Regions from separate parts of the Mus musculus genome. Here region 2 is linked to region 1. Evidence: chromatin loops called from intact Hi-C (ENCODE). Cell type or tissue: gastrocnemius. All regions are shown on one strand. Links, peaks and the distances in the headings refer to the core of each region. The heading gives the core; the rest is flanking DNA.

Evidence for each region. A loop is a pair of places that touch in the nucleus more often than their neighbours do. Peaks named below come from ENCODE experiments on the same cell type or tissue, not always from the same donor. Only the 100,000 strongest peaks of a DNase experiment are listed, where the experiment ranks them.
Region 2: it touches region 1 in a loop (1.8-fold over the local background); 3 of 42 quality-filtered maps call a loop at or near these places.

Annotation. Positions count from the first base shown.
Region 1 is chr10:98,779,928-98,793,587 of GRCm38, reverse strand. No RefSeq gene overlaps it. Among named protein-coding and RNA genes, the nearest start is that of Gm40750, 20 kb to the left of the region's middle. In gastrocnemius, for the core only: no CTCF peak of the experiment used is centred there; no DNase peak of the experiment used is centred there; H3K27ac peaks cover 224 bases.
Region 2 is chr10:98,886,675-98,903,674 of GRCm38, reverse strand. No RefSeq gene overlaps it. Among named protein-coding and RNA genes, the nearest start is that of Gm34346, 12 kb to the right of the region's middle. In gastrocnemius, for the core only: no CTCF peak of the experiment used is centred there; no DNase peak of the experiment used is centred there.

The DNA.
Region 1 (13,660 bases), core at 4,890-12,889:
ATTTACAGCTAGCTAGTTGTTCTGTCTCTGCCAAGGGACCTTTATGGAACTGTGTGTCCAGACACATACATCCTGATGAAGAAAGGTGAGTAGTAAGCTGTGTCCATTACCTGATAAGTTATATATATACTGGCCCAAAGGAGAGCCTTGATAGTTTCAAATTTGCTTTGTTATTCATTCCAGCAATTTCCAGGATGTTTAAGTATTTAAATTTGGGGAAGTTTTAATATTAAATATTAAACTTCAACTAAATATTGTAATTTAAAGTAACTTTTTTGATCACCTCACAGAAATTTGTTCTAAATAATATAAAATTTTTGTTTTTTCGTTTGGTTGGTTTTTGTTACACCATACCATTGAGTTAGCTTTGACAAAACTAAATTGAAACAAGATTATGTTTAAAAAGACAACTTCTAAGGTACTGTATATATTTTGTGTAGAAACAGATGCTAATGTGATCTGGTTAGTGCACCTGAACTTACAATGATTTTTGTAAAAAACAAAACAAAACTAAACTAAACTAAAAAATTCAAACCAAATAAAAATAAAAAACAAACAACAATAAAACCCCAAGGAAACAAAACAGAATGCTGAACTATTTTTGGATTTCTTGTGCAACAGACAGGACAATGATAGTATATAATACACTTTTAAAATTGGGCAGAAAGAGTTTGAGTAAACCATGGTGAACCACCAATGAAATAAGAAGGCAACAATTTTTACAAAAGGACCATTTCATTTGGGGCCAAAATTATAGTTCTTCGGGGGTATAAGAAGTTCACCAGATGAGAGGCTGCCTGAATTTGCAGCTATATATATCTATATCTATCTCTCTATATATCTATATCTTTTTCTTCTGAAAGAAAGAGGTATTTGTTTCCTGACATATTATCAAGAAAACTGTTCATTTTTATTCTGCATCTGTCACTCAAAGTTGTCACTGCACTTAGTGGCTATTTATTTATTCTGCACATCATTCCTATTTCTAATTGTGCTGTCAGCCTGCTTGGTAGTCATGTGCCAGCAACACATTTCTTTATACTTCAAATACAGCTCTTGGAGAGTAACTTCCTCTTTCTGCTCTACACTGCACCCCAGTCACTGGGAGAAGTTCTTTTCTGCTCACCCTCCTCGCTTTTTCTTGTTAGGATTCAACATGAAAAGTAGGGATGTGTCCGTGCTTAGCTCAGTCAGGTTTTCAGTTGTTTCTTCAGTTCAAGTATACAGGTATGTTGATACTGCCCTGTACTTTCTTGGGAAAAATGGCACAAATTCAAATTTGAGTAGGTCAAAGCAAATACCTACGTTGACCTGGAACTTTGATGTCATAAATGTTCCAATAGACTGAGCTCAGTAGGAACTATTAAGAAACTCCTAAAGCAACTTCCATTACACTTTTATTTCCACATCGGCCTCAGTGCTAACCATGCCCACAGCAGAGGCTTAAACAACCAAGTGGGAAACCCATCTAATGCATGATTAGTTCAGTTTTCCCCAAAGCAAAAATGAAACAAAACAAAACAACCCCAAAAACCCAAAACTAAAACAAACAAACAAACAAACAAACAACAACAACAACAGAAAACAAACCAACAACAACAACAACAAAAAACTCCCTGTGATAGTTTGTATATGCTTAGCCCAGGGAGTGGCACTATTAGAAGGTGTGGCCCTGTTGGAGTATATGTGTCACTGTGGATGTGGGCTATGAGACCCTGGTCCTAGCTGCCTAGAATACAGTCTTCTGCTAGTAGCCTTCAGATGAAGATTTAGAACTCTCAACTCTGCTTGCACCATGCCTGTCTGGATGCTGCTGTGTCTATACCTTGATGATAATGGACTGAACCTCTGAATCTGTATACCAGCCCCAATGAAATGTTGTCTTTTTTCCCCCTTAGATTTATTTATTATTATATGTAAATACACTGTAGCTGTGTACACCAGAAGAGGGTGTCAGATCTCATTACAGATGGTTGTGGGCCATAATGTGGTTGCTGGGATTTGAACTCAGGACCGTTGGAAGAGCAGTCAGTGCTCTTAATCTCTGAGCCATCTCTCCAGTCCTTAAATGTTGTCTTTTATAAGAATTGCCTGGGTCATGGTTTCTGTTCACAGCAGTCAAACCCTAACTAAGACACCCCCAAAAACAAAAACAAAAATAACCCCCAAATCCAAAACAAACAAACCCTTAATAAAAATAAAAACTGGGTAAATAACAGAATAGAACCCAGTCTTTGGATGCTTCTTTTACTGGCAATATGCTACATAACTACAAATACATTTTAAGCTTCTCTAGCCTGGAGATCCCTTTGGTGATGGAGTGAAAATTAAAGTCATTACATACAATAGAGCTATTTGCTAAGATTTTTCTGCAAAGATTTTCATTAGGATTCCTAATTTAAATGTTTAAAGCAACAACCCATTTACCAAGAAAATATTAATTGACACCTGAGGAAAAGAAAAGATTTTAACATAGTTATTTGAAGTAATCATGACAGTACTCTAGAATGTTCTAACCCAAATGAATGTTAAAAAGAAAGCAAAAACATCAAATGGCTTTAGAAGTTATGCTTCCAAAAGAAACTTTTATTATTGGATTTCTTGTTTTCAAGGGACAAATGCTTCATGATATATTTCTGTAGTAATTACTTTCTAGCTTATGATTACTGAATCTAGTCACACTAGTCACAGCGCAGTCAAATTGGTCTAGAGAGGCTAAAAATCTATCCACAGAAAGAAAGAAAATAACCTCTTGAAGAATTTAACCCTCTTCATATAGCTGATGGCTACATTGTATGTGATACTGGAGCGAGCCTAAAATTTGATGAGAAGATAGGGTCCAGCCCTGACTTGCCCAGTAAAAAGTTTCCTGGCCACATTGCGCTTCAGTTTTTCACATACAAAACCAGTTACACCAGATACTTCCTACATTCCTTTCCAATTCAAATATTTTATTTAACAATTGAGCAATTGATTTACATTGCACACAAGCATGGGGAAGTTTAAGAAATACAGTTTCAAAGTTTCGGTTGATACTTCTTTCATATAGAGAAGAAATAAGATGCAGTACAGTGCATTTAGCTAACATGGTGAGAATGGTAATACTCTCAGACTTAGAAATTAGGTCTTATACGCTGCATTAGACATGGGACTACCTCGGGAAATATCCAGTAATGTGGGTACCTTGAGCTTGGGATAACTATTCCTTCTAAACTAATTTTTCAGTTTTGGCAATGCTGACATTGGGGGATAAATGTTTCTGTATTGTAGTGCTGTCCTATCTACTTCAGTACACATACTAGTTTTCCTTATTTGTCTACAAGATGCCAGTACCATCCCTTCACCTTATATTAAGACAACTAAAAATATCTTCCCATTTATGATACCTCACTGGGAATCACTCTCTAAGATAACTAGTCTTCTCTGGCCTCCTGTTCTACCCTCTTCTGAAGGCACTAGGGTTTTGATACTCAAACCTGAACAGATATAAGAGAGGGAAGAACTGATGAGAAATGGGAAAGATTTTCTTACAGTGGGAGGCACCACAAGGCAGAGGCAGGAGGCTTGCTGTGGGCGAGGGATAACAGATGCGGCGAGGATGTAAAGCAAGGGATGACGCCCACAGGAAGATGGTGAGCGCGAAATATCAGCCCAGCAAGAGGAACAGGTTCTGCAGATCTGGTGAACAGCATGGTGACTAGAGTTAATAACACTGTATGCTTGAAACTTGCTAAGTGAATGGAATTTAGATATTCTCACCACACACACGCACACGCATGCATGCACACATACGTAGATAACAATATGAGGTAAGGGATGTAGTCATTAGCTCCGTTTAAGTACTTTGCATTGGATAAACATTTCAAAACATTACACTATACCATATATATGATTTTTATTTGTTAAATAAAAATTTAAAAATAAAAAGTTAATTTTTAAGAAGACTGTAAGGGGAGCTTGTAGAATCCTGACATTTCACTGAGGGTTATAGCTGTAATTTTATGTGTAAGTGCTAAGCAATCCTGTGTCTTAAGAGGGGCCTTGAAATGAATGGATGACCCAGGGATGACCCATTCCTACAATAGGAGCTTTGAAGGATGTTGAATGAAGACTCAAAATGTCATCTTACCTCCCAGGGTGACAACCAAAGTGGGGCTTTCCTTTTCCTTTTCCTTTCCTCACTAAAACTGAGACTAGTACCAACATAGCAAATTCATCCCACTGTATACACAGCCATTTAGGAGTCACTAGATTGTTCCTGGATGAACTCTCATGTTAAATCCACCTTCAAAATTCACCTTCTTTGCCAGGTTTTTTTCTGCCGCAGACAGCAAGTCCAGAGTTCTTTAGCATAAGCAGCCACACAGAATTCTGGCTAGAGCATGAATATTAGATTCGCATGAGCTTTCAGCTGAGTCTGATGCCAGAGGGCACTATTTGTATGATCACTGTTAGTTTTTCGCTTGTAAAAATGGAAATAAAGTCAGTGTTGAATGGAGTCAGAGATACAACAGATAGTTTAGGGACAATTAACTATAGTTTATATTAAAAATTCATAGCAGAATATCAGAGTTTATTTCTTATCTTATTTTTGGTGGGAACAGGTATTGAACCTAGGGTCTCATACATGCTGGGCAAGAACTCTACCACTGAGCTACATCCCAGGTCACATTTGTTTTTACTTTATATTTCAAGACAAGATCTCTCTAAGATGCCCATGGCAGCCTTGAATTCTCTCTGTAGACCAGGCAGTCCTTGAAAGTTTAATTCTCCGACCTCAACTTCCTGGGTAGCTGGGATTCTAGATCTTCACTGCCTGACTGGAATATTTTATATCCTAATAAGAACTTGATAATTGTAGTTGTTTTGTTATTCATCCTACAATACAAATAATTCTCCTTGGTGCCTTTAAATATATACTCTAATCCTCTTATGGTTGCCTTTTTCACACACACACACACACACACACACACACACACACACACACATATATATATAAACAAGCATAAAATGGGAAATTTTATTACTGAAAAGGAGGAGAGTGTCAGTTGTGTATAGTGGATAGAAAGGACTCAAAATTGTTTTTTGTTGTAAACAAAATGGCAAGGGAAAAAGAGCCCATGCCAAGTTTCTGGGAAGGATGAGGGGATCAAGGTAAGGCTAGCCTGAGCTCTGAGGTATGACCCATGGCCCCATGAACACAATCGTTCCTGGAAAAAGCAGGCAGGTTTGGGAAGAAATCCACTGTGCTTTTGGTCCTTGGAGTACAAGCTTCCCTGTTTGCTTCCCTGTGTCTCCTCCTATCAAGGGTGACAGGAAGAGGGGTCACAAACAGTTTAAACACATCCTATCCTTCCAACCTGGGAAAGGGAAAGAAAGAGACCTGCCCTGATCCAAAGGGAGAGGTGACATCAAAGCCTTGTTCCAGGGTTGTTCTTTCCCAGCGATTTCTCTGCAGAAAGAAGTGAAATGCATAGAGAAGGTAGCTATCCAGGGAGTCCTTTCAACCAGGAACTAAAAGAAAGGAACATACATCAATCACAACTGTTAGGCTAAAAGAACTCTAACCTCCAGGGAGGCCAGAGTAAGGTGCATAAAAGGGAAGAGTCCTAAATCCTTAGGCCATAGGCATTCCTGGATTTTAGGAGATTGGATGGATGCTAGTTTACCAAACCAAATGGAATTTTCTCAGCTGCTTGATTCTATTCCTATATGGTAGTCTGCAGATCTTGATTTATCAGGGAAGCGAAGAATGCTTTCTTGTCAAAGGCAGGCCTAGTGGTAGTTTTAAAATAGTCTCTGTCAGGTTGCAGTCAACCATTGGACTGAGCACGGGGTCCCCAATGGAGGAGTTAGAGAAAGGATTGAAGGAGTGAGCAGAAGGGGTTTGTAACCCATAGGAAGAACAACAATATCAACCAACCAGACCCTCCCCCCCCAAGCTCCCAGAAACTAAACCACCAACCAAAGAGTACACATGGAGGGACTCATGGCTCCAGCTGCATATGTAGCAGAGGATGGCCTTGTTGGACATCAATGGGAGGAGGGTCCCTTGGTCATGGGAAGACTCGATGCCTCAGTGTAGGGGAATGTTAGGGCAGGGAGGTGGGAGTGGGTGGGTGGGTGGGTGAGTACCCTCATAGAGGCAGGGAGGATGGGATGGGGGTTTCTGGAGGGGAAACAGGGAAAGGGGATAACATTAAATGTAAATAAATAAAATATCCAATAAAATAATAATAAAAAAAGATAGTCTCTGTCTTTTAAGCTCTATAATGACCCCTGGTTTTCTTTCTTGTTAGCACCTACCTTCCTGTTCTCCTGAACTATGCCTTAGTTTGTCCTGTTTTTCTTTTTTTCTACATTCTGTGACTGTCTTCATTTCTTTCTATCTTCTGGCTTTTGTTCTGTCTCCAGGCCAATTGTCCAGTGTGTTTCTAATAATCCACTTTCGTCATCTTATTTGGTCTATTTTCTGTTGTTCTCTGAGTATTTGTTTACAATGCTTTGTGTTATATACTACAGTGTTGGTCAAGATTTGATGGACCACAGGGAGAGAGTCTATGAGACATTAGAAGGAACTGTCCAGTGTTTTACAACTGCAACAGAGATGAATTAATTCTTTTAAATGTTCTCACACTATTATTTAGTTGAGTCTACCAACTAACAGTTGTGTGCTTTCCTACTGTACTGGCTGGTTTTGTGTGTCAACTTGACACAGCTGGAGTTATCACAGAGAAAGGAGCTTCAGTTGAGGAAATGCCTCCATGAGATCCAACTGTAAGGCATCTTCTTAATTAGTGATCAAGGGGTGGAACCATCTCTGGGCTTGTAGTCTTGGTTCTATAAGAGAGCAGGCTGAGCAAGCCAGGGGAAGCAAGCCAGTAAAGAACATCCCTCCATGGCCTCTGCATCAGCTCCTGTTTCCTGACCTGCTTGAGTTCCAGTCCTGACTTCCTTGGTGATAAACAGCAGTATGGAATTGTAAGCTGAATAAACCCTTTCCTCCCCAACTTGCTTCTTGGTCATGATGTTTGTGCAGGAATAGAAACCCTGACTAAGACACCTACCATGTGTGAAGTATGTCTTCTGGGAGGTACTGGAACAGGACACCATTGCAAAGGTCATAATGGAGTAGAATTGTATGGTTCACCTGGTGTGACATTAAAGATCTCGGTCTAGGAAATTGTTTGCATATCACAAAAGGAACACATAGCAGCCAATGAAGGTGGGTAGCAGAGGGACAGTGAAGTTATCAAAGAGTGCTACTGAGTCTTCTAGGGGAATCCTGCTACATAGCAATGAAGGTGGTTTCCCTAACACCTTTTAGAAATGTGCAGTATCTGTGGTTTGAAGAAGAGAATTTCCATTCAGGCTTCCTCACCTCTGTCGACCATCCTTGTACTCTGCGGATCCTGCTAGCATCCTGGAGCTCAAGCTGTGCATGGGATGGGTTCCTTACCAACTTTCTCACCCAGATGTCACTCTGAAATTCGATGTTCATGAAATATGGCACTTTATTAGAACAATAGACACTTTCCAGAGACCATTTAGGCCTCAGCTTTGCCAGTGTTTTGGAAAGAGCACAGCCTTTGGACTGTTTAATTCCCATCTGTGTCTTAAGTAAATACTCTCCAGCTTCCTTAAGGTGATTTTCTTAGAACTACAGTTGCATTATTATATCATATGATAACTCATTAAAGATGACATAATTCCATGCTAGCATTCTATTTTAAGACATTCTCCTTCATTTTTTTTCTCCTCAATGTCCATTATATAAAGATTATAAAAGTACATTGGTCCAAATGTTATTTCTAAGTAAAATGCATTATACTTATCAACTACAGTTCTGCTTGAGGTAAAAAATTGAGATTGGGTGAAAGGAAAAGTAATTACATATATATGTGTGTGTGTGTGTGTGTGTGTGTGTGGTGTGGTTAAACTCAGAGTCTGACATGTATAACTGGCAGCTGTTAAAAGTAATGTTTTAAAATAATGCCTGGTAATGCAGGAAGTGGTTGCTACAAAACAAACGCAGAAAAAAAAGCAAGGTGTGGTCCCATGAGGATGGTGTGATTGTCAGTAGTTAAAAACATTGGAAGGAAAATACTGAATGCTAAGGGTTTATATCTGAGACAAGGTTATCTCTGCTTTAAGATTTTTTTCTTTTCATGTGCCTTGTAAGCTTTTCATTTTAAAGTATACATAGTCACAAGAAAACCTGTAAATATTGTTTGTTTCTGATCTTATGATATTCTTTCAAGTTGCATCTAATTTTGGAATCTCACTCGAAACCTCCTCTTCTTTATTTGCTGTGGTTCATATATTTCTTTGCCTTTGTTTTCAGGGAGTCTCAGGTAGCTTGGGCTGGACTTCAACTAACAATAATATCAAATTAATGTAGAAACACATGAACAATCTACCTTAACCTCTTAAGTATTAATATTACAGGTATGGTCTACCATCCCCAGTTAGATTCTGATTTCTTATCTTTTATATCTCTGGCTTTATGTGTTTGTTAAAAAAGCTAAAGAAGAGATTACATAAAGCCTATGTGATAAACAGAAATATTATTGTTTTTATAAAAGCCGCGTGTCTGAAGAAAAACAGAACACCATGAGCTATTAGAAGAAAATCAAAGTCAAGGGCAGTCAGTGTTGGAAAAGAATGGGGAGCTGTGGCAGACTTGGTTATAAGTGCCTTCCTGTAACATCATTGGCTGTATAACTCAAAAGATGAAGAAATTGATGTTCAATGCAGCCATGTGACTGACTCTATCAGGACAAATGGAATCCATGGTGCCCCAAAAGGGTCTGTCTTCTCCTGATTCTTTTGTTTGACTTGATTGTAAGTAAATATGTCTGCTGACATGTGCACACTCAAAGTATAATCACACAATTGAAAATTTGTTGAGGAATGCATGATAGAATGGGTGCGTGCCCATGTATTTTACTGAGTTTTCCAACTCTCTTTGACTTGTGTGTATTGGATATAAGTTCCCTGATGTTGGTCCAGCACTGCATGAATTCTGTTTTAACTTCCTCCAGCTGTAGGAAAGTTCCTATTCCTGTCAGGTCTCAGTACCTTCCATTAAGAGTCTTAGTAAGTGCTCTTACCTAGACGCCACATCTTAATAGTTTAGACTACTCCCAGAACACTACTATTTTGGATCCAACAAGGGCTTGGTACATTTCATTATGCTGGTATTATATGTAGATTGATAAGGGCTAATGACACAACAAAGACTTCTAGATAATTAAGATAGTAAGTGTGGGAGCCATGGCTGTAATCTCGTGTGCATCTTTATAAAATCAGGGAAATGAAATTGGCCTATTTTGCAGTTGGCTTTTAGACACATTATTAATGCTGCTTACATAACTACTTCCTAACAGAAGAAGCTTAAGTTAGTGACAGTTTTCTTAGGAGTTAAAGTAGAGTAGTATTAATTGAGTTCCAAATGCATTGCTGAAACAAAGACACTTTGGTAAGGCCAACAAGAAAAGCCTTCCTGTGTGGATTGACAGTGACAATCACACAACACATAAAGTATTTGATAAGACCAATCATAATGAGGTGGAGAAAATTGACATACCATCAATATCACTAAAGCTATCAGACTTACATATATTTTTTTGCTGCTGTTGCTGGACAACAATAGTTGTTACTATTTTGTACTATTTTGTACTATTTTGGCTTTGTAGCTCAGGCTAGCCTTCAATGTAGCCTGGGTTGATTCTGAACTCATGGTTTTCCTGCCTCAATTTTTTGAGGACTATCCCTAGCTTTTGTCCCCGCCGGCAAGAACACACTCAGGACAACCAGAATCTTCTGCAGCAAAGCTTTTATTGCTTACTTATCAGGAGGGAAGACCCGAACTGGGAAAATGGTGCTGCTTATATAGCCCGCAACGTGACGTTTCAGCACCTGATGTGGCGTGACAGCTCCTGATTCGTTACTCGCCCATCACCCCATTGCTACGCCGCGAGATGGGCAGTGACGAGGTGTGAGTTCACTCTTGCACTTGCACATAAGGCTTGTTTACTAGTTAGGCGCAGTGAAAGCCAGCGCCATCTTAGAATGGTGATTGCTCACGGCACGCACACGATTGTTCGCGGCACGGCTCTCCACAGAGGACTGAATTTACGTAAGTGGATTATTATACCTAGTATCCTTGGGTTTCTATTGCTGCAATGAAACATCATGACCAAAAAGCAACTTGGGGAAAAAAGGGTTTATTATACTTCTAGAGCATACTCCATCATTCGAGAAAGTCAGGAGATGAGCTCAAGAGGGAGTAGAACCTAGAAGCAGGAGCTGCTGCAGAGGCCATGGAGGAGTGCAGATTCCTGGTTTGCTTCACATAGATTACTCAGCCTGCTTTCTTCTAGAACCCAGATCTACCAGCCCAGGGAATGGCACCACTCACAATGGATTGGGCCCTCCCGCATTGATCAATGATTGAGAAAATGCCTTATAGCTGGATCTCATGGAGTCATTTCCTCAACTGAGGCTCCCTCCTCTCTGATGAATCTAACTTGTGTCAAGTTGACACACAAAAGCAGCCAGTACACCTAGCTTTTCCATTTTGAAAATCATGTTTTAATTAGTAGAACATCATCTGCATCTTTAAACGGGTTGGCTTATGCATCACCTGATGAAGTATCCACTCGCTTCCTGGAAGTTTGGTCAATTACAGCCTGGAATACAAAGAAGAAAGACTTTTCTTCAATGGTGTAGTAAGTTATGTATGACAAAGACAAAATAATAACAAACGATGATGGATTAAGATGTTCTTGGAGTGTAGAGGGAATCGGTCTAAAGACATGACTGAATTCTACAAAGTATTCAAAAAGTTCAAACCCATGGGAAGTGGTGGCAAAGTTGGTTGTCCTAGTGTTTTTTTTGTTTTATTTTGTTTTGTTTTTGCAAGGATTTGCATTGTTCATGAAGCAGCCATCCCTGAATTTTGATCCAGAACAGTGCTGTGAGCAAAGGAACCCAGCTGTCAGTAGCAATTTCAGAATGTAGTAAATAATTTACTTGCATTTCTCAGAAAAAAAGGCTAAGGGAACACATAACTCTCAAAATTTTCCTCATGGGGTATGTTGGTGGAGGAGGGATATGAAGGAGGGTTCATATTTCATATTTCACTGTAATATGGATAACATCCCTCAGCATAAAGAAAAAGCATGATAAAAAATCTCTTTCTTCGAATTCCATTTTTCTTTTTTATGAGGGACTGCCTCCATGGGCAGCCTCTTCCCTGAGCCATGTCTGCTGGCCCAGCTTGGGCTGATTTTACTTCCCCTGCCCAGTGTCTCCTCCCATTCCTCGTAATTGGCTTAGCATACTTTACAGCTCACTCTTCTGTTTCCTGCTGCCTGTGGTAGGAGGGGGGGGGGGGGCATTGTTCTTTGTTGGCTCTGATGGTTCCCTGTGTCAGAGCTTTGTTTTCTTTTGATGTCTTTCCTCAGGAGATAGAGGTGGAAACAGTTGTACAAAACCATAGTCAGAGGATGCTAGAACGACTCAGAAAGGGGTAGCTTCTGTCTTGCTCTGGAGGAGCAATGTGTCTGAAACCCTACCAGAGGCAAGTCTAGCTCAGGATGCTCTCCCCCTCCTTCTGAATGCTTCAGCTGTGTGGGAACTTTCTCTGTGTGTCTGCGGCTGCTCAGGAAATAGCCTTCAATTGTAGAAACACAGGGTCATGGTTTCATACACTTTGGATGTCATTCGAGAGACAGATTAAAGGCAAGAATATGCACTATCTACACACTGTCTACTATCTCTTAGATACTATCTCTTCTATCTACTTTAATGTTATGCAGCATGGCAGATTTGAGGACTTTCCTTCTTTCCATCTTGTTTGTTTGTTCTTAGCCTCATCCAGGGAAAAGGATATGAGACTTTTTCATATTAATACTCAGGACCATGTATGTACCTATGACAAGAAACCCTTATTGATCACCAAAATGTTACATTTCCTTAAATCCATCCAGTGAATAAATAGGCATGAGTATGAGTATGTTGTCAAATAGTTAACAAGGCTCTACTTCAGTGTTAGATGACGAAATGTATATGTGGTTTTGTTAATGACATGGAGCACAGAAAATAATTTAATTGGTATCATAAAGGTCCCATCTACGTCCTTTTCCACCAAATTCATCTCCGAATCAGAAATGCTAATAAGCTGGAAATGGGTGGATGTGCGCTTTCGCCAACTCTTGTTTCCTTGCTCCCATAGCAGAAACCGATGGCTCAAACTCCTGCAGACGATTCATTCTAATTTTTTTATTGAATGAAAATGAAATCTGCCTGAATCAGAGCACAGACTGATGCAAGGACCACAGCGTGTGCTGTTCTTTATAAGCTGTGTATCTGGTCTCGGCATAATCATAGAGTGGCTAGCGATGATTCATCTAGAAGACCTATTTAAGGAAGGAAGAAAAGTCCCGGGCTTGAGAATGACCCTAATCAGGTGCTGACAATTGTGTGTTGAAAGTTCTATGTAAAGCCCAACTTTCCAACCACAAAAAGGGGCATGTTTTTGTTCAACATTTTGGAGTGTAGAAATTAAGGGAAAGCTGATCTAAGATGAAAGGCCTAGAAATAGTTTTAGCTTTCATGGTTGACACAGGAAAAAAAAATCTATTGAGCAGATTAAACAAATAAATGTCAAGTCATGTGTTTAACTTGAATTCTCATGAGGATTTGTAGTATTTGTCAGATGATTCTAAAGTTTATTTCTGATATTAGATAGATAGGCCAGGTCATAAGGCCTCAACTGAAGAGCCCCATCAGATTCTGCACAGGTAATGCTTTCTGCATTTCCCGTGCATCCACATATTTTAATCCCTTGGGTATTTCTTGCTTTTTTTTTTTTCCTCATTGTGGTTGTTTAACAACATATGACTATTTCTTTTCTTTTGCTAGGCATTGTGTTAAGCTTGGGGATATAAAATATGTCTCCCTTCCTTAAGTTTCTAAGACAAGAAAATGGACTTCAATTGTACAGTGCCCCTAAGTGCTGAGACAAAAATAAACCCAGATGCTAATTGAGACTGAGAAATCTCTGAAGGCTTCCAGGAAGGACTGGCTCATGGGCTGAGCTTTTAAAAAGTAATGTATTTACTGAGATGAAGGAGAGGCTGAGAATGTGGTTGATAAATGTGTAGATTCAACATCCAGGCAATCTGGTTCTCTCAAGCCTCGGGTGTGTCCATGACTGCACATAACCTTAGGCAAGTTACTCAACCTCTCGGTCTCTCAATTTCCTCCAACGGTGCTATCCTTGATCCTTTCTAAGGTTGAGAGGACAAAAACAGGAGTCTACATTTTGAAGGAATCTGAACAGTATTTGTGTCTCATAAAAGTGTTATATAAGTGTGATGGGGAAGGAAAGGGGGAGGTGATAAGTATTCTAGAAAGGAAATACAGCTTGGTCAGTGGTCCCATAGGACATGCATGACACATTCAGAAAATGATAGGGAATAGACTGTAGGCCTCATTGCTAGGAAGTTCTAAAGAGATAAGGCCACAAAAATTGACAGCTTTGGTGAAGAATGTGGTTACTATTCTAGATACCATGAAGATCACAGACATATTTTAAACAAGAGATAAAACTAGATTCACATTTTAAACAATCTGGTAGTTCTATGAAGAC
Region 2 (17,000 bases), core at 3,812-11,811, 110 kb before region 1:
CAACCAAAAGCAGGTGCCTCATGCAAATAATCCCAACACGTGAGAAATGGAGGCAGGAGAACCAAAGTTCAAGACCATCCTTGGCTATACGGTGAGTTCAAGGGCAGGCTCAGAAGATAGATGCAGACAGTTACCTGCATGCATTTCTATATGTCTCTAAGTCTAAGAATCTAGACCCATCAAGTTTGAGGGACAGACTTTTATAGTCACTTCCTGGCATAATGAGAGTAGGAAGCTGTTGTAATTAATGGAGAGTAGTTACTGTGTTGAAAAAAAGAGACGGCATAGGGTGTGGTTTCTAGACTTAAGATCTGTTCATTTCTAGTAGCACTTATAATTCACAAAATAGTAAGAAAGAGAAGTTGAAGGAAACACATGAATTATGATGGTATGATGGAATTATGTATGGGCTGTATAAACTTATTCTGGGGAAATTGAAACGAACTGAAATATTAAACTTGACTTTGAGGAAGATGAGGTTAGATATGGGGTAACCTGGACTAGAACCTCCTCAGTCCATAAGTTTACTTACCTATATGATCTTGTTCAACCAGTTCCTTATCATCTCTGGTTACTTAGCTTTCCTCTGTGGAAAACTACAACTTTCTAGGCCTCTTTTGAGGACAAAGTTACATAATGCAGTTTTCATAGTGGAGATTCAATGGCCAGGTCTTTAACCACTGCCCTATGTAATCTGTCACGTTTTCTAATAAGTCTTAATATTAATTGTGCAGTGGTTCTCAACCCTCCCAACACTGCAGCCATTTAATACAGTTCCTCATGTTGTGGTGAGCCCCAACCATAAAATTACTTTCATTGCTACTTCATAACTGTAACCTTGCTATTGTTATGGACTGTAATGTAAATAAATGTTTTGGGAGGTGGAGGTTTGCCAATGGTCGTTCCTCACAGTTTGAGAACCCCTGGATCTATTGGATATAAAATGTAATGTAATTAATGGGAAAAAATGAGTGAAATTTAGTTAAAATTTATACAGCTTCAAAGGGAAATTTTAAATTTTATAAACTACGTTCATCATTGCAGGGGAGACTTTGAAAGTTTAAGAAAGTTTGAAATAGTAAAGACATTGAGATTTGTTTGACATAATTAATATGCTAATTCAGATTACTTTTGATCAGATAAAATATTCCCTTCCATTTAAAAAAAAAAAAGACCGTTACAATTCAAGTTAAGGTCAGTTAGGTAGCTAGATAGACATGGTTAAAAACTCAAAAACAAAACAAAACAAAAACAAACAAACAAACAAACAAAAAGATGGTTTAAGGTAGTGATTAAACAAGAGAGAATGTGGACTCTCCTGAAAATAAGTATAAAGAATTTGTAGTGGTTGCTTGTTTTATTGCTAAGCTAAAACGCCATGACCAAAAGCAACTCACGGAAGACTTGATCTTGGCTTTCGGGTCCGTGGGGGTAAAAGTCCCACTGTGGAGGATAGCCATGACAGCAGGAGCAGGGCATGTCTCAAGTGTCAACATGAGTGTGAACTGGAAGTAGGGTGAGGCTATCAACTCTCAAAGCCTGGGTCCAGTGACGGGGCTTCCTCCAGCAAGGCTGAGCCATCTCCCCAAACAGTGCTCAAACACCCGAGCCTGTGGGGAACTCTTTTTTTATTCAAACCACCACACCATTCTTTAAGAAATTAAAACAGAACATAAGATGGCCACTTATGTTCTGAACCAGAGCCCAAACTGTGAACACCAAGCTAACCCAACAAGTCCTGCTATCCCAACGCAGCAGCTGTGAGCTAATTAAATAGCCCAGATTGTGGTGCTGAACTTTAGTACTGCATTTACAGAACGACTTCAGAGGATGTGCTATTAAAGTCTGGGTTTTATCAGAAGAAGGCGGCACTTTTTTTTTTTTCAAGCAGCCCTTAAAATTAACATACTGGATAAGCTGCTTATTATAGATACGGCCTATGAGATCCTTCATATAGATTCAGAAGTGAAGCGGTGAGTTTCTAAGCCAACTAATGAGATTATTGCACTGAGACTAAAAATCTAAAAATAGTACTTTAGATAACCCAAGAGCACTTTGAGAAGTAAATTTATACTCTATATGGTCATTTCTAAAATGATAAAAGCCACATTGATAACCACTAATATACTGGAATCTCCCTGTGCTGAAATGTGGAGCAATTCTGTACTTAATTAACTTAGAAATATACCAGTGATAATTGGAATATATGAGGAAAGAATATTTTAAGTCACTGTGAGCTATACTTCTCTCATTAATTAATCTTAATAGTTAAGCCTTAAAATTTATAGCAAAATAGCCAAACAATAAATAGACTCTTACATCATAAGTCAGTTCTGACAACTATCAAGTTGTTTGATTTATTTAAGTTGTTGTACATAGTAGTAAGGGAAGACATGGAGACATTTACCAACAAGACATTTTGGAGGCTGTGGAAGATAGCTAATATTTCACGCATCCTAATGTAGTGGATACTCAAGAAGACGTGGAGAAAAGTGGCGAACTCTTTATAGTTCTACTCATTTCTCTCTAAAACAGGAGAAGTAACACTTAGCTTCCATTTCTTTCCGTGACACAGTGAAGTGAGATAGCAGCTTTGGAACAGCGCGGCATCCTTGAAACTTGCTACAGGTAAAAGTCATTGTGTACAATAAGACCCTTCATCTAGACAAGAAAGTTAGCCAACCTGTGTTGGCCTGTGCTCTTCCATGTAGGAAGCAGTGACGTCTACAGAGGAGAATAGGATGCATTTGCAGGCTCACAACCGTATATGAACTAGAGGGGAGAAAGAATCGGATTGAAAACTTTAACAAACTTTAACAAAGGTATCTCATCTGTTGTCCATTTTTTAAAAAAAATTTGTGTGTGTGTGTGTGTGTCCATGTGTACTCGAAGATTACTTTATAGATGGAAACTCAAGACTTCTTCAGTGTAGGAGAATGTCATAATGTTGTCAGGGAATACAACAGTCTAGAGGCTCTAAAATACCTTTCTAAATAATTCAAAGTAGGAATCATAGTTTCTTTAAGACTGCTCTTTAAAAGCTATTGAAATAAAAACAATGTATATGAGTATTCTTTATCAAGGTAGGTTTGTTCCTGTAAGATTTAACAGTTTGAGAAAAAACAAACAAACAAACAAACAAACAAACAAACCATGAACTTGTACAAATATCTTCTCTAGCTGATACAAGCCAGACTTTTCCTTGATAGGATTCTAGAGTGAGCTCTTGTCTTTGTCCCCACACCCAGCTTCAGCCACTGATTGGTGGGTTTTATCCTCAAATGCAGGCTGTATAGCTTGGAAGAAGGCCCTAAGGCAAAAATGGTAGGACTCGATAAAAGGAGGTAACAGACAGGAAATGGGATTTTAAAGTGAGAAATGAAGTCTACTATTGCTGTCAGGAAATGGACTGGATAAAATTTAGATAGTATGCTAAGGAGAGAAAGCATGGTGAATTTAGAGGACATCTCAGTCAAAGGATCTTTAAGTCACCAAGGCAAAGGTGATCAGGATGTTGCGTTAGTGTAATTACTGAGCATAGAAAAGGAGGCATCATAAGTTGTCTTCAAGTCTAAGGTTATTAACTGGAAAAGGATAGTGTATCTGCCCATAGATAATTATTTGCTTGATAGGAGCAATCTTTCTTGTTTATTCAACAGTAAGTAACTAGCTACATTCTGAGCACCATAATAATATGGTAGGCATGACAGACACAACGATCCTCATCTGGTAGGAAGAACAAAGAATAGCAATTCTAGTTTAGTGTGGTAAGTGCCAGGTATTGACGTGTGCGTGGGAGCCTAAGAGAGGAGATGATGCCCATTTTGAAGCTTGGATTCTGAACAATCAGCTTGGGCATGAGGGGTAAAAGGAGAGAGGTTTCATGTAGAAGGAACAGCATATGCCAAAAAAACCTAAGAAAGCTGAGGAGATACTAGCTTTTCCACACATCACAGCCTTGAGCACAGGATCTACCAAAAGCCGATTAAAGGAATGGAGTTGGAGAGAGAGGCTGAAGGCAGTGTCCTAATGTGACGGGAAGAATCTTAGACTTTCAAGGCAGTTGTGATGCTTAGCCCTACAGTCCCATTCCTCAGGAGGCTGGGGCAGCAGGGCATGGGCATTGAGGCCAGCTTGGGTTACTTCATCAGTTCTAAGACAGACTGAGTTCCAGACTGAGGCACTGCCTTCAAACAAATGAAGGCACAATCACCATCAATACGAATAACAACACGGGGAATGCAGAAATAGAGAGACACACTCAAGGAGAAACATTTAAAGATTTGTTTTCTATAAGGCTCCGCTCTCCACTGATGGCTGTACTTACAAAGGTTATTTCTCTTGTTGGTTATTGATACCAGTTGAAACATCTGAAGCAAATAAAATACGTTAAAGATTAAATATGTATGTATGTATGTATGTAATTGTGTGTATGTATATCCTTGTTGATAATCCTGAGTGGTGTATGGGGAAGAATAAAAAAGAGAAATGAGATAGAATAGTAAGAGAGTTAAAAAATGATATATTTAAATATATAAGAGGAATACAAACACATAAGAGAGGCTAACAACTTAGGGGGTAAGATAAAAGAATAGAAAATAGAGAACTCCCGTTTAGGACAAATGCTTGAGCAATGTATAACACACACACACACACACACACACACTGAAAATTTTATACATATAAAACTTTCTATTGTATATGCACATGGTTCCTATAAACACTGTAACCGACTTAACTCTACAGATATGGGTAAAAACATATTTTGGATTTGGCATTAAATATCTACTGAAGCTAAAATTGTCACATTTAATCAATTGCCATTAATCCAGACAACTAGAACGTATTGATCTAGGAAGGAGCCCAATGGCAAAACCATTTTCCAAAAAGAGACAAAGTCTTTGTAGGAGAAACACAAGGTGCGACTCCATCAGCAGCAAATAAAAATAGTGGAGCCCCCAAAGGGCCTGTGCAGTAAGATGAAATGATTGAAAACTCCAAGCTCTCTTTCGGTTTGGGCAAGTTCTTGGTCAACATTCAAGAGGTTTATTTCTGGAGGTGTTCTGTTTCTTCCTTGCTGCTGGTGTTGTTTTAAAGAGCAGGTACTTTCCTGCAACCCAGGCTCCTTCTTCCTGTTGCTTCATCCCAGCCTCATTTCTGCAGAGATCTTGAGTCTCCTTCTCATGCTATACAGTTGAAGGATAGTTGACAGTATGAATTCTAGGGATCCAACTAGTGAGGGACATAGTTTTAATTAGCAAGCAGTCACTCCTCTGGTGGGTCTCAAATAATAGAACATTTAGGAACTTACTCCACTGATGTGTTTAATTCTTTCGTTCCAAAATAGCTCAATTCTTATGTTACCATGGAATGACTTTTCATTGTGCAAACATTTCTCTTGTCTGTTTGGTTCCTCCTCCTAAAAAGGGATGTGTAGCAATTGCCCAGTTCACATTATTGTGGTGGTGATGGTGACTCAGGACATTGAAAGACATGTGACTTTCGGACTTTTCCCCCCCATGTCATTTTCCACTATAGTTCACGTAGTGCATGCACTAATTGCAGGCATCTCATGTAATAATTTGTAAAGTTTTCCATGACTGCAGAGATGCCCAGACTTTTAATACTCTATGTGGACAAAAGTCCATTTTCCTCTGTTGTTGCTTCCTTGTTTGGCTGCCAAGCTTGCTGATAGCAACCTAATGAGCAGAGAGTAAACTATTATTGCTTTAATTGGTCTCCACTGCTAACTCTTAGGAGGCTTTTAGAAATGCATTTATTATATAATTAAGAGATTTGTGATTCCTTTTAAGTTATCGGCCATAAAAGGCCTGGTTTAATATCATAATTACAGTCACTTCTCTTGTTGCTCTGGGTCAGCAGTCTAGTCTCACCCTTAGAGATTGGTTTTTCAAAGTCAAGTTGTTCCTGTTAGAGCGTTTCATTCACAACCCAACTTCCGGTGCGCTTCTCATTTGTAAAAACCACAACCTCACCAATTCCACGAAGATTAAAATCACCGGTCTGTTTGTGTCCGTTTCTCATTTACTACTCTGATTCTCACATCTATGGCTTTAGAGATGCTCCACTTTAATACTCAAAGCTGTAGCTTGGTAATTTAGGCCACGGTAAAGTATATGCTAGGGAAATGTTCTGAGTTTAAAATATGGACCTGACAAAGAGAACATTTTTAGATGTCAAGAAAGTTTTCTTCTATTGTGTTTGTTGCATATCTATTGTGTCTAAGCCTTTATTCTGAACCCTCTTGCCCTTGCTTTCTGACTACTTTATGTTTTGTTTTTCTTGAGCATGGCTGGATTCTTCCTTGGTGCTTGTGTAAGGTGGTCTACCTCCCTTGTCAACAGGCCCGCTTACAGTTTGGAATCTTGGATTGCCGCGTCTTAACTCTATCTCTCTACTCTGACAGCACAGAACTTGATCATAGTAGGTAAATACAGTTGATGTTCTTTGTTACTTGATGGGGAATTAGCTAGTGAAAGATTTAAAGTAGTGGTGTAAGAACTGGGCTTGGCAGGGCTCCCAGTGGAGGAGCTAGAGAAAGTACCCAAGGAGCTAAAGGGATCTGCAACCCTATAGGTGGAACAACATTATGAACTAACCAGTACCCTGGAGCTCTTGACTCTAGCTGCATATGTATCAAAAGATGGCCTAGTCGGCCATCACTGCAAAGAGAGGCCCATTGGACACGCAAACTTTATATGCTCCAGTACAGGGGAATGCCAGGGCCAAAAAGGGGGAGTGGGTGGGTAGGGGAGTGGGGGTGGGTGGATATGGGGGACTTTTGGTATAGCATTGGAAATGTAAATGAGCTAAATACCTAATTTAAAAAAAAAAAAAAAAAGAACTGGGCTTGGTGGCTCATACTTGTAATCCCAGGATGAGATGGAGGCAGGAGGATCACTATGAGTTAGAGGTTAGTCTAGGCTACACATTGAGACACTCTGTCTCAATAGAACTCTCTCAAACCATCTGATTAAACCCTATTGGTGGTAAAAATATTCATGCTACTAACACTGGTAACATTGTGAAGGCTAGAAATGCCAGTTATCTTATTGGTACCATGGCCCCTCCCCTGTGATACTTAGAACTTGGAATTAGACTCTCCTTTGTTTTCCTTTCTAATGTTATATTATAGATCATTCCGATTTCAGTTTTAAGTAAAATGAACGTGACTTATAAAGCCACTTCTATAATCAATGAAAAATTGTGTTGACAGTTTCCTATTATTAATTTACTAGTGGTAACCTTGATTTTGTTTAAAGAATTTGTTCCATTGTTCACACTAGGTTGGATAGCAACTAAACTGGTCGAGAGACAGATAAATCTATGTTACTGTAGCACTTTCTTTTCCTTTCAATATAAATATTTAATTGTGTCATGAGAAATCCTCATGAAAAATTGTGACGCATGGTGCAATTGATTTTCCCTGGAAGTAGGGCCCTAGTTACAGATCTGAAAAAGGAACCAACACTCTCTGAGTCTGTCTGAGTGATGATGACTCTATTCTAGGCACTCGAAATTATTCTCTTTAATCCTCATTGCTCCTTACAAACTAGATATTATCGCCCTTAATTTACAGATGAGCAATTAAAGCTAAATAGCTTGTCCACAGTTGCAGTTAGTATTAGGAAGAAGCAGGATTACAACACAGGGCTGATGCTAAAGTTTGTTTCCTTTTTTCACATTCTTAAAATAGGTCCTTTCTGCTCATTCTGAGGGTAAAAAGCAGCTGTGAAATAAGTTATAATGCTTACCAGCGCCCACTGTTTGGGTAGAAAAGGGCAGGGGTTCTGGAGTTGAAATTCCCAGACACCCATCTCTTTCCTACCCCTCATTAATTAATTATGGTAGTGAGTATTACTGTTTCACAATCTGTAAAATGGGTGGGATGAGAACAGTATCTACTCAATAGCATGGTTTATAAGGGCACAGATAATATGTACAAAGTAGTCAACGAAGTGGTCAATAGTAGTGTTTTATACACATTTTCCAGGAGTTTACTCACCCCATAAATGTCAGTATTTGAGGCTGGGCTTTCTTAAGGCCGTAGGTTTGATCCCTGAAACTGGAAAAAGAAGTTGGCTCTTTGTATGCATAAGCTATAAATTTTCATGTTGGCTACTTACGTCTGGCTCATTTGGCAGTCGCTGTTCTATTTTAGATCCCTACCCAATTTCACATGTTCATTTTTTTTTTCTTTGATGCATGCAGAAGATTTAAAACTGCCAATAAATTCTCCACTAATCCTCCCTTTGAGAATGTTCTTCTCTTGAAAACAGACTAGACTTAGTAACCTGCTTAATGAACAGGCCAAGACAGAGTGAAAATTTTCAGGCCAAGTGTGTTAGTACAGCTACCACATATCTCTGAATGCTCACTAAGAGAACACTCAGTCTCCAATAAACAAAAGCACGGATACCTCCCCACGGGAGAAATATAGGTGACCCTAGCCATCAGATCCAGGTAAGCCTGGTCTTTCCTATTATCCTTGCCAAGTAAAGCTGTCTTGAGTCTTCCAGACAAAGTCATCCACCCCCTAATTATTACTGGGTACCTTTAGTGAAAAGAAGAGTCCTCCTCACTTAGCCCTGCCATAGTTCTTGACCCACAGACCCATGAAATCTAACAAAATGCTTATTATTTTAAGCTATTATGTGGTGGACTAGTTTATTACATAACAATGAATAACCAAAAAAATGAGGTTTTTTGTTTTGTTTCAGTTTTATTTCTTTACTTTTGTTTATTAAAAAATTAACTATTGTATCAACAATTGTTCTAGTACAGGGGTGGGTTTTATCTATGAGTGACCTAAGCAAGGTTATTGTCATTATGGTTACTGTAGAGTCAAGGTTCCCAGGGAATGAAGCCAATAGGCTTCGACTATAAAGGGACACAAAGGGAGATTCAGTGTAGGAAATAAGTCACATAGCATTGGAAACCCAGAAGTCATGGAGTCTGTTGTCTGTAGTCAACAGAAAGGAGAAACTTGTGGTAATAAGCCTGAGGCCTTGAGAACCCGTGGGAGGGCTGATGTCTAAGTTTCAAAACTCAGGAACCAGGAACTCTAGAGATTCAAGGGTAGAGAAACTGTATGTCTCAGCTCTCGTTTTTTTTTTTTTTGTTTGTTTTTTTTTTTTAAGGAGCAATATTTCCCTTTCACAGCTTTTTTTTTATTCAGACTATTAACATATTGAAGGAATCTTAACCAACTTAGAAAGGGTAACACTGTGTTTAACTCTCTCTGAACTCCTCAGACACACCTAGACAGAATGCTTCCCCACCTAGCAGAGTGTATTTAGTTCAGTCAAGTTGAAAACTTCACTACATTAAAATTAACCCTCTCGATCCCATTCTACAAAAGTCACAGGCAATAAAAATAGACAAATCTAAGTGTTAATTTCCAAAACTCACAAATCTTATGCAGCAAGTAACCAACATAAAAAGATATCAGCCAGGGTAGACCTGTGGGGCTGGTGGAAAATTGAAAGGAATTAAAAAAAAATACTCAGCTACTCATTCATTCCTCATTAATCCATTGACCTCTTAATCAAATAAGTGTTTAGTAACTACTCTGTGCTTAGTATTGCATAAGATAATCCTAATGTATCCTGAGGTTACCATTATATCACAATAGCGTTCTAGGAATATGCCATCAGAGAGACACACACCTAGAGCTGTCTGGCACAATAAAATGGAATTCAGCTTAGTCATCAAGACACCAGAACTTCCTGTCTCACTTAAAATATGTATTCTCCGAGGATTTCATATGTGCATCCAACAAATACGGCTATATACAATCCCCACACCCTTGTTATTCACAGATGCCATATCCCCTTCCAAGTTCATGTCTTCCTCATTTTAAATGAACCTACTCTGTTGTCTTAGTCAGGGTTTGCATTCCTGCACAAAACATCATGACCAAGAAGCAAGTTGGGGAAGAAAGGGTTTATTCAGCTTACACTTCCACACTGCTATTTATCACCAAAGTAAGTCAGGACTAGAACTTACACAAGGTAGGAACCTGGAGGCAGGAGCTGATGCAGAGGCCATGGAGGGATGTTACTTACTGGCTTGCTTCCCCTGGCTTGCTCAGCCTGCTTTCTTATAGAACCCAGGACTCCCAGCCCAGGGATGGCACCACCCACAATGGGCCCTCCCACTCTTGATCACTAATTGAAAAAATGCCTTACAGTTGGATCTCATGGAGGCATCTCCTCAAGGGAGGCTCCTTTCTCTGTGATAACTCCAGCTTGTGTCAAGTTGACACACAAAACCAGTCAGTACATATGTCCAATTAATGCTGCACATATGCGTGGAATCATCCGGTGGAACCAAGAGAACTACCAATGCCACATCCACCAAGAAGAATGATGCTCCCACCCTTAGCAGCTATCCCTTAGGGGCAGGGTCTGGTGAGCTTCTTCCCCATTCCTGCTGGGATGTTGGTTGTCTTGATCTTGTATAGATCGTATGCATGTAACCATAGAAGCTATGAGTTCAAGAGCACAGTAGCCCTGTTACATTCAGAAGACAAAATGCCACAGCACTTTGCCCTAACTTTTGGTTCTTTCTGCCTCTTCTTTCTGGATATTTCTCAGGCCTTAAAGATTAATATGGATGATTAGCCACACTAAGCACTCAAAATTACTTACATTTGGCATCTTGACCAGATATGAGTCTCTGTATCAACTGCTACCCACTGCAAAAGGAAACTTCTCTGACCAAAACTGAGAGAAACATTAGTCTATGGGTATAAACAAAATATTTAGAAGTCAGTATTGCACATGTAGCAAAATAACGATAGGTTCTTCTCTCAGGTTTGTGGTCTCACCAGCTAGCGACTTTTAACCAGCTTTTACAGGACCAGGCATGAGGTGTGTTCTGTAAATAGACCTCAGATCCTACCAGAGAGCAGTTGGTTACCTCATAACAGCTATGGTGCCATTGCAACAGTGGGTACATTTTGCCTGGTAGGTTGGTAATGTAACATGCAGGGTCCAGCTCTAGGTAAGCCCATCACTGCCCTTTCTTCTTCAGCAATCTGTGTAGCGCCTTCTGGCACTAACTATCAGGGAAGAGTTTTTCTGTTGCTTTGAGCTTGGTTTGAAAACTGAATTTATTCAGCTATTGCTACTGCTATTATTGTTTAAGATACGATGTTGAATTAAGTTGGCTGTGAGGTCCAGTTTTTAAGGTTTGTGAGAAAGTCTTCCCCTAGCTATTTCTCTTCCTGAGCCACCATATTCTTATGTAATTTCTAAGCCATCAATTCCTCCATCTAATAGATTTATTTCTAAACTTTCTGTTTCCTGTATTGCTTGTCCTAAAACAGTAAATGTTTGTGTTACCACTATCTTTTAACAAGGTAGTGAAAGTGTTTTTTCCCACAGTAGCAACACAGTCAGCCTAAGAGCAGAACCTGTCTCTCTCTCTCTCTCTCTCTCTCTCTCTCTCCTCCCCCCTCTCCCTCTTTCATGTGCACTGATGTCTGCCTGTCATGTGCATGTATGTCTGTGTGAAGAGTATCAGATCACCTGGAACTGGAGTTACAGACAGTTGTGGGCTCCCATGTGGGTGCTGGGAATTGAAGCAGATTCTCTGGAAGAGCAGACAGTGCCCCTAACCACTGAGCCACCCATCACCCCAGCCTTAGGAAGATCAGGACCTCCTAAGGTGGTTTATGGAAGGAACATCATTCATGTGAGAGAAAGTTGAAATGATACACTTTCACCACTTTATAACCATACCTTGTGTGGTGAGCAGTCATTCAGGAGAGATTTGTTTCATCTGAGGTAGAGTTCTCTATGCTCCTGTCTTTCCTTCAAAGTTTCCCCAAGACCCTAAATTCTCTTTGTTCTCAGCTTAGCTAGTTCTTATTCCCCCTGTACCTGCTTCTTCTCGGCTATTCCTGAATTCCTCCATACGGAATAACATCATCACCAATCTCATCTCTGATGTCAAAAACATGGAAATCATGCTAGACACCCTGTCCATTCCCTAAGTCTCACAATCTTGTCTCAAATCTTACTGATTCTGCTTCCCAAATAGATATTGAATTTCCCATCACGCACACCTACACTCCAGTTGCCTTGACTCAGGATTTTATGTCTTCCTAGCAAAAAGCACTGTCATCTCTTCTGCCTAAAATGCTCTTATCCATCTGGACACATTTCTCAAAATGTATCTGAAGGTTTCTTCCTTCTGTAACACAGGCATCCTGTTTATAACAAATAGTATTGATCATACTGTACTTTTCATTTATATTGAGATCTTTCTTAAACCTGCTCCCGTTACATAGTGAAATGAATGGCATTTTGTAATTCACTTATTCATTCAATAAGCTCATATTAAATATGAGGCAGATAGCTTGCTTTAGTGCCTTATGAAAACAGACCTTGTGGGACATATAATATAGCCATGTAGTAGGATAATAAAAGGAATAATTATAGTAAAGTCCAACGAGCATAATGATAGGCAGTGACGGGAGCCCATGGAAGTATGGAATGTAATTATACAGAGGTGGAAAAAGGTCTCCCCGAGGCAGGAACATTTAATCTGAGACTCAGAAGATGAATTAGAGTCATTCAGATTTGGAGATGGGAATGTGGGATAAGGAGGGAACAGATTCCTTTCCGAAGAAATAGCTTATGAAAAATCTCAGCTCTCATAGGGAAGGTGTTGAAGGGCTTGAAAAATACTGTAAAGCCACCAGCAAACAGGTATGGAGTGAGTAAGTCTGGGAATGGGAGCCTATCTGCAATTTTTGAATTGAAAAACAAACTTTCCAAATCAGCTTGGGATATTTGTTAAGCATGTAAATGCAAGCAACTGCATTCCCCTTCTACGTGACAGTTCAAGCCAATAGACAATGATGTCAGTTGGTGCTCCAATGTAACTGCCATTCTTCACTGCCTGTGGACATATGCACCCGACACTGCTCTCTGTGCAAAGATATATTAATATGTATTTCAACATGCTTTGTGCCAGGCAATGAATTTGATTGTCCTAAAGTCATGATATCTAATGTAGCAAACCACTAATCACTTGTGGCCATTGAACACATGACCTAAGGCAAGTCCGGACTGATGTGCTTTAAATATAAAATCTATGCTAGATTTTGCAAACAAAGTATGAAAGGCAAAGTACCACATTAATAATTTTATGGAGAGTACATGGTGAAATAATTGTTTTGATATATGGTTAAATATGTTAATATCATTAACTTCTTTTACTTTAAAATTATATATATATATATATGTGTGTGTGTGTGTGTGTGTGTGTGTGTGTGTGTGGTGTGCATAAAATATAATTGGAAAGCACTGGCCTGGGCTATTCAAAACAATTCTGTTTTTCTCTTTCTTTCTCAGCTTTCCCTCATGGTAAGGATGTCATGACACTCTGTTGTATCTAACAATACACAGGCAGATATCTGCTGAGGGATTTCTAGCAAAAGGTTTTGTAAAAGTAACTTTTATGTCATTAGATGGAGGGATGAGATGAGAGTTGGACCCAAGCTGTGTAAATACACAGCTTTAACTGAACCCAGAGCATTTCTTTTTCTATTCTAACTAGGCCTGGAAGCTTTTAGCCCCTGTACAACCCAATCTTCCAAGCTAACCTAACTGATTCAAACTGGCTTCTCTCAGCTTCTGACTGAATTGCTTTGCTCGGAACTGAACTGAACTGAACTCCACTGCATTGCCTAAATTCAACTGACTGACTAGAACAGGACACATGAACTCCAACTCCATTACACTCACTGACCTGCTGCTCCCCTCCCCGACAAGTAGCCTCTCTTTCCTGTCTGTCCTTGTGAAAGTTGGGCGCATCCTATCTCTAAAACTGTCTGTCAAATCTTTCTCTGACTAGTCACTTTGTCTACCCCTCAGTTAGACAACACTTTCAATCAAAGGTGGATGCTTCCTTCTCCAAACTAACTTTACCTTCATTGTTAGGGATTAATGGTGCGTTCTAAGGGTGTGAATGCATTCCAGCCAAATCATGTAGACCTAGGAGATATTTAAATATGATCCCTTGCCAGAGCACCCATGTTGCTAGATTAAATTCCTCTACAAGCTTTATTTTCATAAAATATTTTCAAAATTCTGTTAAGAAGAGTTTAGATTGTATTTTCCCATTATTACTTCCCCCTTTCTACATTGAATTATGAGTACGATGGCTTTATCTTATATAGCCCTTTCTTGCTTCTTTGTTTCTCATTTAATTTTTTAAATTAAAATCTAATTACATCACTTTTCACCTTCTGTTCCTTCCCTCCAGTCCTTTCCCTGTGTCCCTTATTTGCTCTCAAATTCATGTTCTTTGCAATTGTTATATGCATATAAACATGTATATATATTCCTAAGTATATAAACACCACCTGCTCAGCACACATGTTACTCAATTGTACATTATTTCAGAGTTTACTACTTGCTAATAGATAGCCAATAGTTTAAAATCATTTATTTGTGGCTCAATATTCATGGAAAAAAAAAAAACTCAAGCAGGACCCTAGAGACAATTTTCTTTAAAAACATTGATTCATTTCTACTACATCACAAATGCCATCTCTTTATTTAAAGTAACATTGTTCCTACATTGTGCTCCTTGTAGTCAGATGACTTATTATCTAGTACACTTATATCCAGAGCTGTCCTCAGGATCAATTGTGGAGAGCCATCACCCCTGCCCTGAGCATTCCTGGGTTGCCATAGTGATCTACGTTCTTAAGGTAAATTTAAAAGGTTAGTCTTAGGCTGGAGAGATGGCTCAGAGGTTAAGAGCACTGGCTCTTCTTCCAGAGGTCCTGAGTTCAATTCCCAGCAACCACATGATGGCTTACAACCATAGAATAGGATGGCCTCCTCTGGAGTGTCCAAGGAGAGCCACAATATACTCACATGTATAGAATAAATCTTAAAAATAAAAAAATAAAAAGATCAGTGTTTGTTAAATGTAAATGTCATTTAGGTTAAATTCATTGACGCTGTTGATGTAGTTTTTCACTGCATTGGTATTTTATCTTTTTCTTTTCAGTTGTTAAGAGAGAGGGAAGGCCATTGTGGAGATATGACTGTTTCCCCTTTTCCTTTGTTATGTTTGGCATTTCAGTGCTGAGAATGAAACAAACCCAAGGCCTTGCAGAACCAAGGCGGGGAAGCTGCCACTAAATAAATCTGTCATGCTACAGAATGCAGGTGGCCTTGAATTTGCAATCCTCCTGCCTCAGTTTCCTGAGTGTGAGGATTGCAGACATGTACTATAGAATATAGCAGTTCTATATATTTTTAAAGGTCTGCTAGGTACATAAAAGTTTGGGAATTGCCAAAATACATGGTAGGATCTTCCATTGAAACTTAACAAACTTCAGTCACCTCAGTAGCTCCAAACTTCAATCTCTCTCTCTCTCTCTTTTAATATTTATTTATTATATCTTAAGTACACTGTAGCTGACTTCAGACACACCAGAAGAGGGCATCAGATCTCATTACAGATGGTTGTGAGCCACCATGTGGTTGCTGGGATTTGAACTCAGGACCTCTGGAAGAGCAGTCAGTGCTCTTAACCGCTGAGCCATCTCTCCAGCCCCTCTTTTTATTCTCTCTCTCTATCTAGAAAAAGACTGTGTTGGCTCTCTGCTTTCCCATGCTTGGCTAGAAATGTACCCTTAAGGACCTTCACAGTTCCTCTACTCTAGGATGACAACCATCCACTCCCAGTTGTTCACTGCCTTGAAGTATTTCTTTGTTTATTTTATCTAGTATTGTAGTTGCCTACGGCTGGAACTCAAGGCCAATGCCTGGTGTTTCCATCATCCCAGGAACTAAATAAAGGCTTAGAGGAATATTTTGTAACAAAAGCCTCATTTTCTGTGCTGGGCTCTAAATTATTGGAATGCCAACAAGAGCCTGCTTGAACTGACTCCCTACTACCTGTTTGATCCCTTCTCTCTCCCTTGCAGTAGCCACTGTGGCCTGTTTATTGTAACTTTTGTTTCCTCTGACCTTATTTCCTTTTCTCAGATCCATTCCTGACATCCTTACTCACCCCATCCATGCCTGCCTCAGCTCAGAGATTCCTCCACAAAAGAGGCCTTCCCATATCGCTCTCCAGAATTCCTTCATTCATTTCATACTCCTGTCTTCCTATCATGTGTGCTCATACCTCTTAGCATTCACTCAACTTATGTATTGTAACTGTTATTCTGATCCTGAACATAACCCATCCATGTGGGCAGAAGTCTCTTTACCTTGTTAGTGTCTTTGTTTATAGTACCTACAATATTTTACACATAATACCTGCTGAACAACAACAACAAAAACAACAACAAAAAACCCTAAATACTTGATTTCTAAAAATATAAGAGGAATTCAGGAATCACCTTCATTAGGCACTTTCAAATATTTGACGTAAAACTTAATTTTTTTCTTATGCTAATAGCCAAATAAAGTACAAAGATATGGGACTCATCATTTAGTAAGTTGGGAAACATTGGTTTCAGAACCACTTAATTAATGTGTTTTCTGAAATGTTACTATTTTTAGTGTATGTTGTGTGTTATGTATCATTTTCTAGGAAATCTTGCCTGTGACTCCTATTGCCATCTTTTAAGGCAGCTTTTTCATTAGAATAGGGTAAGTTCTAGATTAGTGTGTTCAGTATGAAAGAAGTTTCCTGTCTTGCGCAAGAGTTAAATGCTATTAACCACACAATTATATCTTACATCTAGGTGTCAGTCTCTTTGATTGTAAGAATTTCATTAGATTCAGATTTTTGTGTCTGTCTTTGTAGTTTCCTTTAGTCTTTCCCCTCTCGGTCCTAATGGACCCTCCCCTCCCTTTTTTGACTTCTTTTACATCAACAAATAATTCTACCCCAAATAAGAGTAAGTTCATATTGAGGATCTTGGGCCTTCTTTTCTGATTAAGGTACTTTAATTCAAGTGTATGAATATTGAGACACTTATAAGTTATTTTCTC